2 separate regions of the Homo sapiens genome follow, and region 1 is linked to region 2. A link is an interaction called in ENCODE POLR2A ChIA-PET data of the cell type or tissue named here. Cell type or tissue: GM12878. All regions are shown on one strand. Each heading gives the region's core, and the rest is flanking DNA. Links, peaks and the distances in the headings are about the cores only. Region 1 overlaps DTNB (dystrobrevin beta). Region 2 overlaps DNMT3A (DNA methyltransferase 3 alpha).

The links. Peaks named below come from ENCODE experiments on the same cell type or tissue, not always from the same donor. Only the 100,000 strongest peaks of a DNase experiment are listed, where the experiment ranks them.
Region 1: POLR2A ChIA-PET joins it to region 2 with 5 read pairs; 4 of 35 experiments call an interaction of 5 or more read pairs at or near these places.

The regions. Positions count from the first base shown.
Region 1 is chr2:25,387,855-25,400,642 of GRCh38, forward strand. DTNB (dystrobrevin beta) reads right to left here. Exons shown (of 21, transcript NM_021907.5): 17 at 348-507. Among named protein-coding and RNA genes, the nearest start is that of DTNB-AS1, 27 kb to the right of the region's middle. RefSeq lists an enhancer at 563-772. In GM12878, for the core only: no CTCF peak of the experiment used is centred there; no DNase peak of the experiment used is centred there.
Region 2 is chr2:25,300,213-25,302,712 of GRCh38, forward strand. DNMT3A (DNA methyltransferase 3 alpha) reads right to left here. Exons shown (of 23, transcript NM_022552.5): 3 at 1-31. Among named protein-coding and RNA genes, the nearest start is that of MIR1301, 27 kb to the right of the region's middle. In GM12878, for the core only: no CTCF peak of the experiment used is centred there; a DNase peak (open chromatin) is centred at 1,429; H3K4me3 peaks cover 744 bases; H3K27ac peaks cover 1,304 bases.

The sequences.
Region 1 (12,788 bases), core at 8,068-10,567, 96 kb after region 2:
AGTTACAGTGCCTGTTACAGTCCCTTCTAGGCCAGGGAATTATTCCATCCAATTCCTCTGGAGGAGACAAAGCCCAAAGGACAAAGCACTTCCAATAATCCAGAAAAAAGGGCAGAGAACCCCAGGAGGCCTGTTCTTGGCACACATAGGAAGCCTGCAGCCCTCCCGCTGGAGACCAGCCCGTCTCATGAGAAGGGGCCAGCACCTGACTTATTTACACTGTCTGTCAAAATCTGATCATTCCAAGCAAAGAGCACAAAACAGAAATGGAAAAAACCTCAGCAGGAATCTTGTCCGTGTTTGCACATCCCTTCAGCTCCCCGCTGAACTCTGCTCCAGAAACTCACCTTGTGCGAAGGCCTCCTGCACGTCTCCCCCGACTCCGCTCAGCGAGTCCTGCGGACAGTGGGTGGGGGTGGAGCCGGCAGACGTGGAGCGCACTGGCATGGGCATTGGCCGGCCGCCTCCATGGGTGGGCGATGTATGTGGTGACCCTGTGGCCTGAGCCTGGAGATTCAAAGACAGAAAATACGTTATCTCAAGTACCTGACCTCTTTGAGGAAGGAAGAAAGTACTTTTTCTCCATCAACCAGAGCCAGCCAGTGGGCCTCAGTTCAGTGGTACAAGATCATACTTGAAAGGAAGGAGTTAGGCTGCTTCCAAGACTGGAGAGAGGAAGAAAAGGAAAAAAGGAAGGGGGCGTGCAGGGCAGAGAGAGAGAACATCCTAAGAACAAGACCAAGAATGGGAGGGAAAGAAGAGGCTGGCACAGAGTGGTGGAGACAGAGTGAGCTGCGTGACTGGGCCAGGGCTCTAGAAGGGCTTGGCTTGCAGGGCAGGAAGTAACATGCAAACAGCTTTCATTTTGTTTGCAAACACATTCATGTACATGTTCTCATTTGGACCCCTCCCCCCGCTGCTGCCGGCAACCTGTGAGTGGAAAGGACATACGTGTGTGTGTGTGTGTGTGTGTGTGTATGTATATATTTATATACGTATATATCTTTTTTGGAGACAGAGTCTTGCTTTGTTGCCCAGGTGGAGTGCAGTGGCACGATCTCAGCTCACTGTAACCTCCGCCTCCCAGGTTCAAGAGATTCTCCTGCTTCAGCCTCCCGAGTAGCTGGGACTACAGGTGTGCGCCACCACGCTGGGCTAATTTTTTGTATTTTTAGTAGATACGGGGTTTCAACACGTTGTCCAGGTTGGTCTTTAACTCCTGAGCTCATGCAATCTGCTCGCCTTCGCCTCCCAAAGTGCTAGGATTACAGGTGTGAGCCACCATACCAAGCCAGGGTATATATTTTTATGTCCATTTTATAGAAGAAGAAGAATGGAAAGAGACGTTGTGTCAGGCCACACAGCTTGCCAGTGGGAGGCATGGGAACAACCCCTTGACTCCAAGGGTGGCAGTGTGCACTCTGCAGGTTGTGACCCCACTTCCTGCAGGGCATGCTCTGAGCATGTGCGGAGCTCGGCTGCAGGCTGCAAGCGGGGCCATGGGGCCAGTCATGCCACATGCACTGCACATGTACAGCAAGGCTGTCCGGGGCCACCCCGCGGGGACGAGGTGAGAAAGGACACATGGTAAACAGAAACCAAGCTTTCCTTGGGAGGCCCTGGTATAGTTGTGGAGAAAGTTTGGAGCAATGGGATAAAATAAATAAAAGGAGAAAACTAATCAAGGGCCGCTCACTGAGATGTGGGCTCTGTAGCTCTTCAGCACAACGGGAACTGAGTGTGGAAGGTGGACTAGGGTTTTCTGTGGAAGCAAAACTGGAAAAAATAGAAGCCAAAGTGTGAGAGTGAATTCAAATGAAGACAGTTATCCTTCTTCTAGCTTTCTCAGCTAGAAACCCCATATACAAACAGAATTGGCCCTGAACAGGTGGACAGGCTGGACGCACGACACCCCACCGCAGTGCTTCAACCGTGTGGCCACCAAACTCAACAGAAATGGATTGTTTTCTGTGGTTCTTACTTTGAATCATTTGTGTGTGTGTGTGTGTGTGTGTGTGTGTGTGTGTGTATGTGTATTTTGAGAAGTTAAAAAAAATACAGAAAACTAAAAAGTACAACATAATTAACCACCCCAAATTGGTAACTTCATATTGTGTCAAATGTATTTCAACCTAAAAATATTGCAGAAAAATTTGCAATATTTTTGTCCACCAGTTCTTTCCTGTTCCAGTTCTTTCCTCTCCTCCCTTCAGAGGCAACCCCTATCAAAATTCTGCTGTGAAACTTTTAACCTATATGTGCATGTATAGCTATGAATAATAGATGGTATTTCACGCTTTTAAATTTTGCATGAATGGTATTGTACTGCTCATATCACTTTGCAATTTGCTTTAATCACTTAGCATGCTTTCTGAGATCTTTCCATGATACAAATAAATATGAACTAAATCAAAATGGATCATAGTAACTATAAGAGCTAAAACTAAAATGGATCATAGTAACTATAAGGGCTAAAACTATAAAATTTCTCTAAGAAAACACCCAAACCATGATATGTAAAAACAAAACCAAACAGATAAACTGGCTTTCATTGAAATTTTAAACTTTTTCTTTTCTTTTTCTTTTCGTCTTCTCTTTTTTTTTTTTGAGATGGAGTTTCACTCTTTCACCCAGGCTGGAGTGAAGTGGTGCGATTTTGGCTCAGTGCAACCTCCGTCCCCTGGGTTCAACCAATTCTCCTGCCTCAGCCTCCAAAGTAGATGGGATTACAGGTGCGTGTGTGCCACCATGCCTGGCTTTTCTTATATTTTTAGTAGAGATGGGGTTTCGCCATCTTGGCCAGGCTGGCTTCAAACTCCTGACCTCAGGTGATCCACCCGCCTCGGCCTCCCAAAGTGCTAGGATTACAGGTGTGAGCCACTGAGCCCGACCAAACTTCTGCTTTTCAAAAGATATCATTAAAAAACATATGAACAAATCAATTCAGAATTAGTCAATAACTTAAACATAGGAGCTGAAATTATAACATTCTTAGAGAAAACATAGGGGGAAGGCTTTATAATCTTGGATTAGGTAATGACTTTTTTTTTTTTTTTTTTTGAGACGGAGTCTTGCTCTGTTGCCCAGGCTGGAGTGCAGTGGTGCAATCTCGGCTCACCACAAGCTCCGCCTCCCGGGTTCACACCATTCTCCTGCCTCAGCCTCTTGACTAGCTGGGACTACAGGTGCCCGTCACCACTCCCGGCTAATTTTTTGTATTTTTCGTAGAGACAGGGTTTCACCATGTTAGCCAGGATGGTCTCGATCTCCTGACCTCGTGATCCACCTGCCTCGGCCTCCCAAAGTGCTGGGATTACAGGTGTGAGCCACCGCGCCTGGCCTAGGCAATGACTTTTTAGATATGACATCAAAAGCCCAAGCTATGAAAGAAAAACTAGATACATTGAATATTATCAAAAGTAAAACTTTTGTGCTTTGAAGAATACCATCAAGAAAGTGAAAGTCAACCCCCAGAAAGGGAGAAAATGTTTGCAAACTATATATGATACATGATCTATATATAAAATATATAAAGAACTCTTACAACTCAATAATAAAAGGACAAATAATATTTTAAAATGGGCAAAGGATCTGAATAGACATTCCTCCAAAGATATATAAATATCCAGTAAGTACATGGAAAGATGCTCAGCATTATTAGGGAAATGCAAATCAAAACTACAATGAGACATCACCGCACACCCACAAGGATGACTATAATAAAAAAGACAGGTAATAACAAGTGTTGGCAAGGATGTGGAGAAATTAGAACCCTAATATACTGCTGATAGAAATGTAAAATGGCCATAGGATAGGCCACAAAACAAGTCTCAGTAAATTTAAGAAAACCAAAATCATATCAAGCACTCTATCAGACGACATTAGAATAAAATTGGAAAGCAACTCCAAAAGGAACCCTCAAAACCATGCAAATACATGGAAATTAAATAATCTGCTCCTGAATGATGGTTGGATCAACAATGAAATCAAGATGGAAATTTAAAAATTCTTTGAACTGAATAATAGTGACAGAATCTATCAAAACCTTTGGGATACGGAAAAAGTGATGCTAAGAGGAAAGTTCATAGCATTAAATGCCTACATCAAAAAGTCTGAAAGAGCACAGACAATCTAAGGTCACACCTCACAGAACTGGAGAAACAAGAACAATCCAAGCCCAAACCCAGCAGAAGAGAAATAACGAAGATCAGAGCAGAACTAAATGAAACTGAAACACATACACACAAAACAATACAAAAGATAAATGAAACAGGCCAGGCACGGTGGCTCACGCCTGTAATCCCAGCACTTTGGGAGGCCAAGGTGGGTGGATCACTTGAGGTCAGGAGTTCGAGACCAGCCTGGGCAACATGGTGAAACCCCATCTCCACTGAAAAAAACAAAAATTAACAGGGTGTGGTGGCACGCACCTGTAATCCCAGCTACTCGGGAGGCTGAGGCAGGAGAATCTCTTGAACCCGGGAGGTGGAGGCTGCAGTGAGCTGAGATCACACCACTGTACACCAGCCTGGGCAACAGAGTGAGACTCCATCTCAAAAATGAATGAATGAATGAATGAATGAGTGAGTGAATGAAACCAAAAGCTGGTTCTTTCAAAAGATAAATAAAATTGATAGACCATTAGCAAGATTAACCAAGAAAAGAAGAGAGAAGATCCAAATAAGCTCAAATAGAAACGAAACGAGAGCTACTACTACTGATACCACAGAAATACAAAAGATTTAAAGTTACCATGAACACCTTTACATGCATAAACTAGAAAACCTAGAGGAAATGGATAAATTCCTGGAAATATACAATCCTCCTAGATTAAACCAGGAAGATACAGAATATCTGAATAGACCAATAACAAGCAGTGAGATTGAAATGGTAATAAAAAAAATTGCCAACAAAAAACAGTCCAGGACCAGATGGATTCACAGCTGAACTCCATCAGACATTCAAAGAAGAATTGGTACCAATCCTACTGACACTATTGCAAAAGATAGAAAAAGAGGGAATCCTGCGTAAATCATTCTACGAAGCCAGTATAACCCTAATACCAAAACCAGGGAAGGACATAACAAAACAAGAAAGCTACAGACCAATATCCCTGATGCACAAATCCTCAAAAAAATACTAGTGAACCAAATCCAACAGCATATCAAAAAGATAATCCACCATGATCAAGTGGGTTTCATACCAGGGACACAGGGATGGTTTAACATACGTAAGTCAATAAATGTGATATACCACATAAACAGAATTAAAAACAAAAATCACATGATCCAATAAATGCAGAAAAAGCATTAGACAAAATCCAGCATCGCTTTATGACTAAAACCCTCAGCAAAACTGGCATAGAAGGGACATACCTTAATGTAATAAAAGCCATCTATGACAAACCCAGAGCCAATATTATACTGAACAGGGAAAAGTTGAGAGCATTCCCCCTGAGAACTGGAACAAGACAAGGATGCTCACTTTCACCACTTCTATTCAACATAGTACTGGAAGTCCTAGCCAGAGCAATCAGACAAGAGAAAGAAAGAAAGGGCATCCAAATCGGTAAAGAGGAAGTCAAACTGTCACTGTTTGCTGATTATATGATTGTATACCTAGAAAATTCTAAAGACTCATCCAAAAAGCTCCTAGAACTGGTAAATGAATTCAGCAAAGTTTCAGGATACAAAATTATTGTACACAAATCAGTAGCTCTGCTATATATCAACAGCGACCAAGCTGAGAATCAAATCAAGAACTCAACCCCTTTCAGAATACCTGCAAAAAATAAAATAAAATAAAATAAAATACTTAGGAATATACCTAACTAAGGATATGAAAGACCTCTATAAGGAAAACTATAAAACACTGCTGAAAGAAATCATAGATGACATGAACAAATGGAAACACATCCCATGCTCATGGATGGGTAGAGTCAATATTGTGAAAATAATCATACTGCCAAAAGCAATCTACAAATTCAATGCAATTCCCATCAAAATACCACCATCATTCCTCACAGGACTAGAAAAAACAACCCTTAAATTCATATGGAACCAAAAAAGAGCCCACATAGCCACAGCAAGACTAAGCAAAAAGAATAAATCTGGAGGCATCACATTACTCAACTTCAAACTATGCTATAAGGCCTCAGTCATCAAAACAGCATGGTACTGGTATAAAAATAGGCACATACACCAATGGAACACAATAGGGAACCCAGAAATAAAGCCAAATACTTACACCCAACTGATCTTTGACAAAGCAAACAAAAACAAAAAATGGGGAAAGGACACCCTACTTAACAAATGATGCTGAGATAACTGGCAAGACACATAGAAGAATGAAACTGGATCCTCATCTCTCACCTTATACAAAAATCAACTCAGGTTGGATCAAAGACTTAAATCTAAGACCTGAAACCATAAAGATTCTAGAAGATAACATTGGAAAAACCCTTCTAGACATTGGCTTAGGCAAAGACTCCATGACCGAGAACCCAAAAGCAAATGCAACAAACAAAGATAAATAGATGGGACTTAATTAAACTAAATAGCTTCTGCACAGCAAAAGAAATAATCAGCAAAGTTAACAAACAACCCACAGAGTGGAAGAAAATCTTCACAAACTATACATCTGACACAGGACTAATATTCAGAATCTACAAAGAAAACAAATCAGCAAGAAAAAAATAATCCCATAAAAAAGTGGGCTAAGGACATGAATAGAAAATTCTCAAAAGATGGTATACAAATGGCCAACAAGTATATGGAAAAATGCTCAAATTACTAATTATCAGGGAAATGCAAATCAAAATTACAATGCAATACCACCTTACTCTTACAAGAATGGCAATAAAAAGCTCAAAAAATAATAGATGTCGGTGTGAATGCAGTGAAAAAGGAACACTTTTACACTGTTGGTGGGAATGTAAACTAGTACAACTACTATGAAAAACAGTGTGGTGATTCCTTAAAGAACTAAAAGTAGATCTACTGTTTGATCCAGCAATCCCATTACTAGGTATCTACCTACAGGGAAGTAAGTCATTATACAAAAAAGATACTTGCATACGCATGTTTATAGCAGCACAATTTGCAATTGCAAAAATATGGAACCAGCCCAAATGCCCATCAATCAATGAGTGGGTAAAACAAATGGGATAGATACACCATGGAATACTACTCAGCTATAAAAAAGAATGAAATAATGGCATTCACAGCCACCTGGATGGAATTGGAGACTATTTTTCTAAGTGAAGTAACTCAGGAATGGAAAACCAAACATTGTACATTCTCACTCATATGTGGGAGCTTAGCTATGAGGACACAAAGGCCTAAGAATGATATATTGGACTTTGGGGACTCGGGGAAAGGGTGGGGTGTGGAAAAGGATAAAAGACTACACATGGGGTACAGTGTACACTGCTTGGATGATGGGTACACCAAAATCTCAGAAATCACCACTAACAAACTTATTCATGTAATCAAATACTACCTGTTCCCCAAAAACCTATTGAAATAAAAAAATTAAAAAATTTAAAAGTTTATGTATCACATAATATGTATACATAAATATATAAATCACAGTATACATATTTGTAAATACATAAATACACATAAATATACCAATTACATAATATACATGTATATTTATGTACATAAATATATAAATCACAATATATACATAAATATAAATATAAATATATATTTATGTATATTTAAATATTTACATACATCTCTCTAACCACATCAGCATCAGTTTCTAGCAATAGCAAATATTCAAAATCTATGTGACAAAATCATGATTAAACAAATTAATACATGAATAAATCATTGCAACTGATTTGTAGGTATTTCTCATGTAATTGATAAAGGTACTTCCAGTGAGCAAGGAAGCTAGATAAAAATTTATGTTGTGAAGAAAGCACTAGAGATGGAATTTGCATTCTTATTTCAACATTTTCTTTGAGTAAATAAATTAATCCTACTGAATCTTAGTTTTCTCTTACATAATATGGAATATTATAAAAGGATTAATAGACAAGTTAAAAAATGTAGCCCAGAATTACATATAAGGAGCTGTAATTAAATATTCCCTCCCTCCCTCCTGAAGACTGGTGCTAGGACAATTCACAATTGCAAAAATATGGAACCAGCCCAAATGCCCATCAATCAACGAGTGGATAAAGAAAATGTGGTAAATGCATACCATGGAATACTATTCAGTCATAAAAAGGAACAAAACAATGGCATTCACAGCAACCTGGATGGAACTGGAGACCATTATTCTAAGTGAAGTGACTCAGGAATGGAAAACCAAACATCGTTGTTCTTATCCATAAGTGGGAGCTAAGCTATGAGAATGCAAAGGTGTAAGAATGATACACTGGTCTGCAATCCCAGCACTTTGGGAGGCCAAGATGGGCGGATCACTTGAGGACAGGAGTTCGAGACCAGCCTGGCCAACATGGTGAAACTCCATCTCTACTAAAAATACAAAAATTAGCCAGATGTGGTGGTTCATGTCTGTAATACCAGCTACTTGGGAGGCTGAGGCAGGAGAATCCCTTGAACCCAGGAGGCGGAGGGTGCAGTGAACTGAGATTGTGTCACTGCACTCCAGCCTAGGCAACAGAGCAAGACACTGTCTCAGGAGGAAAAAAAAAAAGAATGATACACTGGACTTTTGGGACTTGAGGGAAAGGGTGGGAGGGGGGTGAGGGATAAAAGACTACACATTGGGTACAGTGTACACTGCTTGGGTGACGGGGGCACCAAAACCTCAGAAATCACTAAAGAACTTATCCATGTAACCAAATCTGCCCCTCCCGCCATGTTCCCCCAAAACCTATTGAAATTAATAAAAGGAACTAAAAAAAAAAAAAAAAAAAAAAAGACTGGTGCTAGGGATAGCTCTTGTGACCATTCTGCAGTATCATTAATGTTCTTTTTTCCTAACATTAAAACCTCAGTCTGGGCACTGTTTTGTCTCCCCAGCTACTTTTCCTATTACCACCTTCCAATCCTTCACTGTCATGTATTTGCAGACTGTGATTCTAGGAAAATCTCAACAATTTCTGAATTGAATATAAGATAAAAGGGATAAATTTGTCCTGAGATTTTAGATAACTGAATTTCTTTAAGCCATCTACGGAATAAAGACCAAATACCACCCCCACACCCCCACCTCCCCCACCCAAAAAAAAGTAAAATAGTGCAGCTGCTTTGGACAGACTGGCAGCAATTCCATTCCTAGGTATATATCCATGAGACATGAAAACATGTCCACACAAAAATCTGAACCCAAATGTTCATAGCAGCGTTATTCGACATAGCCAAAAAGTAAAAACAATTCAAATGTCCATCAATTCAGGAGGCCAAGGGAGAAGAATTGCTTGAATCTGGGAGGCAGAGGCTGCAGTGAGCTGAGATAGCGCCACTGCACTCCAGCCTGGATGACAGAAAGAGACTCTGTCTCAAAAAAAAAAAAAAAAAAGAAAGAAAACAGTATGCTACGTGCAAGAAGCCAGTCACAGAAGCCAGTCACAGAAGACCACATATCGTATGATCCCATTTATATAAAATGTCCAGAATAGGCAAATCTCAGGGCACAGGAAGCAGGATAAGAATCTCTGAGGGCTGGTTTCGAGTTTGCCTGGAAATGCCTAGATTAAGTGACCAGTTCAGACAGCGTAGGAACTCAAGATGGAAATTAAATCCACTTAAAGAACAAAAATGGGCCGGGCCCGGTGGCTCATGCCTGTAATCCCAGCACTTTGGGAGGCCGAGGTAGGTGCATCACCTAAGGTGAGGAGTTTGAGACCAGCCTGGCCAACATGGCGAAACCCTGTCTCTACTAAACATACAAAAATTAGCTGGGCATGGTGGCGCATGCCTATAATCCCAGCTACTCAGAAGGCTGACGCAGGAGAATCGCTTGAACCCAGGAGGTGGAGCTTGCAGTGAGCCAAAATCCTGCCACTGCCCTCCAGCCTGGGTGACAGAGCAAGACTGTCTCAAAAAAAAAAAAAAAAAAAAAAAAGAATGACCTCTGAAATGCTAACACACTTCACTGTAAGACAGATGGCCCAGCCAGCATTAAACATATGGCGAGGACTCAGGAATCTCCCTCTGCATGATCTGGGCCAGGCACCATGGCCTGAGGACCGCACATCAGAGTCATAGGACCCAGGTGAACATCCAGGCTGCTTCATAACAGCATGACACTGAACCTTTGCAAATACTTTGATATTGAAATGATGATGGGGGATGAGACAAGAGGGGTAGGCAGGGTGGCCAGCCACATGTGTCTAAAGCTCTAGTATCTGGAAGTGAAACCTCCTGCCCACCATCAGCCTGGAAATAATCAGACCCTCTTCCTGGGATCATTACCTAGGGCATGCCTTCTGAGGAAGATAAAAACCAGATTCTAGAAGTTGTGTTTGTTCAGAGCAGTTGAAAGAGAAAAGCTACGACTCCTGGGCAGGTGTTATTTCTCCATGGGTCTTATGCCCCAGCCCTTGGCGTTAGGATCACACTGGATGAAAATGAAGCCAGGACAGAGCTGTCAGGGCCCTCCGTGAATTCTGGTTTGTGTAGGGTAATACCAGTTTGCAATCCTGGGTGGGTCAGAGGCACAAGTGATAGCTCACCAATATGCATGGGCTTTCGCCAGGCCTGAGGCTAAGGGTTCAGGAAGCCTGGAGACCGGAGCCGATCTTGGATGAGATATACATCACGCAAGGGATGTCAACCAACTCTGTTCCTTGGTGGTTTTGACAAAAAAGCAAAAGTGTGGGCCCATCCACACTTGACTCTGTTGATGGGACTCTGCTCTCTCTTGCCACTCCCTCTGCTGGGAGCACTACTCTCCCCCATGCTGTCTGATTGGCTCCTGCTGGTCCCCTGGGCATCAGTCTCACTACTATCTCCTCTAGGATGAGACAATGTCTTTCTGAGATACTCCCACGGAATCTTGTGTGTCTCCATCACAGCACTATCTCACTTCTTAAATTCCATCCTCTGAATCCCTGTGCTCAGCACAGGTAAATTCTTAATAAATACTTGTTAAATGACAATGAAGTGCATCACATTTTTGGCCCTTTTTCTTCTGTAATGAAAAGTGGAAAAGAGCAGGAAAAGTGCTGGAGCAGGTAGTAATCTCCAGGAAGTAATACATCTATCAGTCGTCAGTGAATCTTTTCTTTTTTGAGACGGAATCTCTCTGTCACCAGGCTGGAGTGCAGTGGCGCGATCTCGGCTCACTGCAACCTCTGCCTCCTGGGTTCAAATGATTCTCCTGCCTCAGCCTCCTGAGTAGCTGGGACTACAGGCGTGCACCACCATGCCCAGCTAATTTTTGTATTTTTAGTAGAGATGGGGTTTCACCATGTTGGCCAGGATAGTCTCAATCTCTTGGCCTCATGATCCACCTGCCTCGCTTGGCTTCCCAAAGTGCTGGGATTACAGGCGTGAGCCATCGCCCCTGACCTTTTTTTTTTTTTTAGACAGGATCTTGCTGTTTCCCAGGCTAGAGCACAGTGGTGTGATCTTGGCTCACTGCAACCTCCACCTCCTGGGTTCAAGTGATTCTCGTGCCTCAGCTTCCTGAGTAGCTGGGATTACAGACATGCACCACCACATCTGGCTAATTTTTGTATTTTTAGTAGAGATGGAGTTTTGCCATGTTGGCCAGGCTGGTCTTGAACTCCTGTTCTCATGTGATCTGCCCACCTCAGCCTCCCAAAGTGCTGTGATTACAGGAGTGCTGGGCCCAGCCAACCAGTGAATCTTTATGTGAGATACTTTAACTAGATAAGCAAATGTGGTCACCAGACCTCTGAGATGGCCCCAAGGGACCCTCCCCTGCATTCATATCCGGGTGGAGTCTCCTCCCCTTCAATGTGGGCTAGGCCTAGTGACTCGCTGCTAATGAATCAGACAAGTGGGATATCACTTGTCTGGGATAAAAACTGTATTTTTCAGATATAAAATTCTGTGACCTATGATCTTCGCTAAGTTAACCTCGTCTCAGACATGGCAAGAACCAACACTTTGCTTCAGTTCTGACCATTCTGTCAGTGAGGAATGCTCTTCTGGGGTCCCAGCAGCATCTCGGTCACGTCATGGCATATTCTGCTTCTAACTTTCCTTTCTCACAAGTGGAGTCCGTACCACAGCTGCTGGCCACGTAGGCCTTGTACAGATGATGCTGATGAGGAGGTGTAGGGAGCAGGATACTCTGTATAAGATGGAACTATCTCAGGAAAGAGTCTGAAATAAGGTCCTTCTAACTAAATAAGTACAAACTGGAGTGTGTGGCGCACATGCAGTCTGAGAAACCTTCTGTGCACAGCAACATTCCTGACATGCTGACAATCACCTCTGAATCTGGCTGGAGTTTGTTCCTTCTGTTTACTTGATAGGCACAGGCCAGACAGAACACACTAAAAATCAAGATGGAGCACCGCACTGTGCAAATGCACCTCGTCTCAAAAGCACAGATGGGCTTTATGTTCAGAGAGGCAGGCCCTTCTCCATGGAGACTGCTGAACACTCCGCTCAACGCGAACCAGTCTAGAATACGCGGCACAGTGGGAGACTTGGGGAGGGGGAGGCATCACAGTTGGCACCCTGAGATTACAGGAAACCTGAGAAACACCTAGAAATCTGCAAAGGTAGAGCAACTAGTCAGGTGGCTCCAAGGATGGGGATATGTTGTCCAATGATAGGCACAAAAGACTCTTGTGCCTCTGGGTTTCAGCTGCCAGGAGAGGGCAATTC
Region 2 (2,500 bases), core at 1-2,500:
TGCCACGCGGCTCCTCCTGCTCCTCTCCGTCCTGCAGGCACAGACACAGCCTGTGAGGCCAGAGGTGGATCCCAGCAGTGTAGCATTCCAGGCCTGTCTGGGGCTGGCCCTGGCTTCCCTTCCAGCCCCAGCCTCCTCCTGTCCCACGAGCCACACTTCCAGGGCTGTGTAATATGCCCCCACCAACTCCCCTCCTGCCTGATGAGGCTTGAGGCACCCCTCAGAGCCCCACTTAAAATATATCCTTGGCCAGGCACCGTGGCTCATGCCTGTAATCCCAGCACTTTGAGAAGCCAAGGCAGGAGGATCCCTTGAGGCCAGGAGTTTGAGACCAGCCTGGGCAACATAGTGAGACTCCATCTCTATAAAAATACCCACACCCATATATATATCTAAATAATATATTATTTAGATATCTAAATAATATATTATTTAGATATCTAAATAATATATTATTTAGATATATATTTAGATATATATTTATATATCTAAATAATATAATATATATATATATATATATATATATATATATATATATATATATATATATATATATAAATAATACATCCTTTGGGGAACTTCAGGGCAGACGCTGCTGTCCCCCCGGAAGGCATCTCTCTCTCTTTATGACCACATTTTCCGAACCATAAAATCATAACACAAGCTCTGATAAAGGATTTGAGTTAAAAGTTTATTTATATGAGAAAGCTTTTGTTCACAGATACACAATTACATTTGTGATCTACTTAATGAATCACCTTTATTGAAAATAAAATCGCTGGGCATGGTGGCTCACGCCTATGATCCTAGCACTTTGGGAGGCTGAGGCAGGTGGATCATGAGGTCAGGAGATTGAGACCATCCTGCTAACACGATGAAACCCCATCTCTACTAAAAATACAAAAAATTAGCCGGGCATGGTGGCACGCGCCTGTAGTCTCAGCTACTAGGGAAGCTGAGGCAGGAGAATTGCTTGAACCTGGGAGGCAGAGGTTGCAGTGAGCCAAGATCACGCCACTGCACTCTAGCCTGGGAGACAGAGCGAGACTGTCTCAAAAAAAAAAAAAGAAAATCAAGTGAAAAGAAATATTAAATTTAGCAATATCTATTTGAAGTCCAGGCAATACTCGAAATGGACAACTATGGAAAGTGGAGGACTTGTACAGCTGTGAACACCCCTGCCATGTGGAGCTGGCACCGCGCATGCCTGTCAGCCTGCAGGAGGATCTCAGGGACCGAATCTCAGCTCCTCTCCATCTCTTGCATTCACCGAGTTTGGAACAGAAGTTTGTTTTACTCCCCGCCCCTCACATAACACCTGTGCACGGCTGGGCCCTGACATGCTTGTCTCCTGGGGCACAGAGACATAAACCTAGAAAGTCCTGCCTCACTACTCCAGCCTGGCCACAAACCACCCACAAGTCCCTTCTGACTCAGCTGGGCTCTGGCATGACTAATCCCCAGCAGAAATGATGCTGGGGAAGTGGGGAGAAAGACGTCCTGACCCTGCAGATGGGCCACAGGCTGCTCTTCATACCCTGCACGATGTCAGGAGCCAAAGATGGCTTTTGGGCCCTCCCCAAGGAGGGGCCAACCCAGGGCAGTGCTGGCAGCACAGAGGTAGAAGAGGGTCCACAGCTCTCCTGGAGACCTGAGTAAGATGGCCCTCAACAACCTACTCAACTTTCATTTTCTGTGATTGCAAAATACCTTGTGGTTTGCCACATTAATTTTTAGGTGACAGTGGGACACACAAATGGAAACCTACTGTGACCAGCTGTAGACATAAGACCAGCGGGAAGAGCATCCCTGGCCCCTCCATCCATCCTCCAGCTGAGGCATGTCTGCAGGGCAGACCATCATGGCTCAAGTTCTGGGAGGCCTCCAAAGACATGCACATGGAGGGTGAACAGAGGTGCCCGGTCTTAGCATAGGTGGTGGCCACAGTCAAGCTGGAGAGAGGCAGAGCTCACACAGGAGATAGAGAGAGAATGCTCGGAGGTGCAGAAGAGGACCCTGGTGTGTTGTGGGAGCAAGGAAGGGGAGGGCTGCCAACACTGGAGACCAAAGCTGTCTGAGAAAGATACTGAGGATGAGGAGGCTTGGCTAGGGGTCAGAATGGCTGACCTTCAAGAGCACTGTCACTAAGCTGTGCAGAGTGACACGGCAGTGAGGGCTGGAGAAGGACCAAAGAGGGCAATTTAAGGAGCACAGCAGAGGAAGCATCTGGAAAGGATGCCAGGGGACTGGGGAGCCCCGTGCCGTCTGTGGAGGGAGAGGCCAGCCCCGAGGCCGGAGATCCTTCAGGGGCTCTTTTCAGGAAAGCACAGCAGACGGGCGGTGAGGGCAGAAAGGCTGTGGGAGGAGGAGCAAACTCGCGGGAGCCTTCATGAGGGCTCAGGGTGCCCAAGGGCACACGCCCCATGGGAGGGGAGGCCTGCTGCTTCTGAACCATCTTCTGAAGACCCCAGACCCCCGAGTGTAAGAAAGGATCACACAG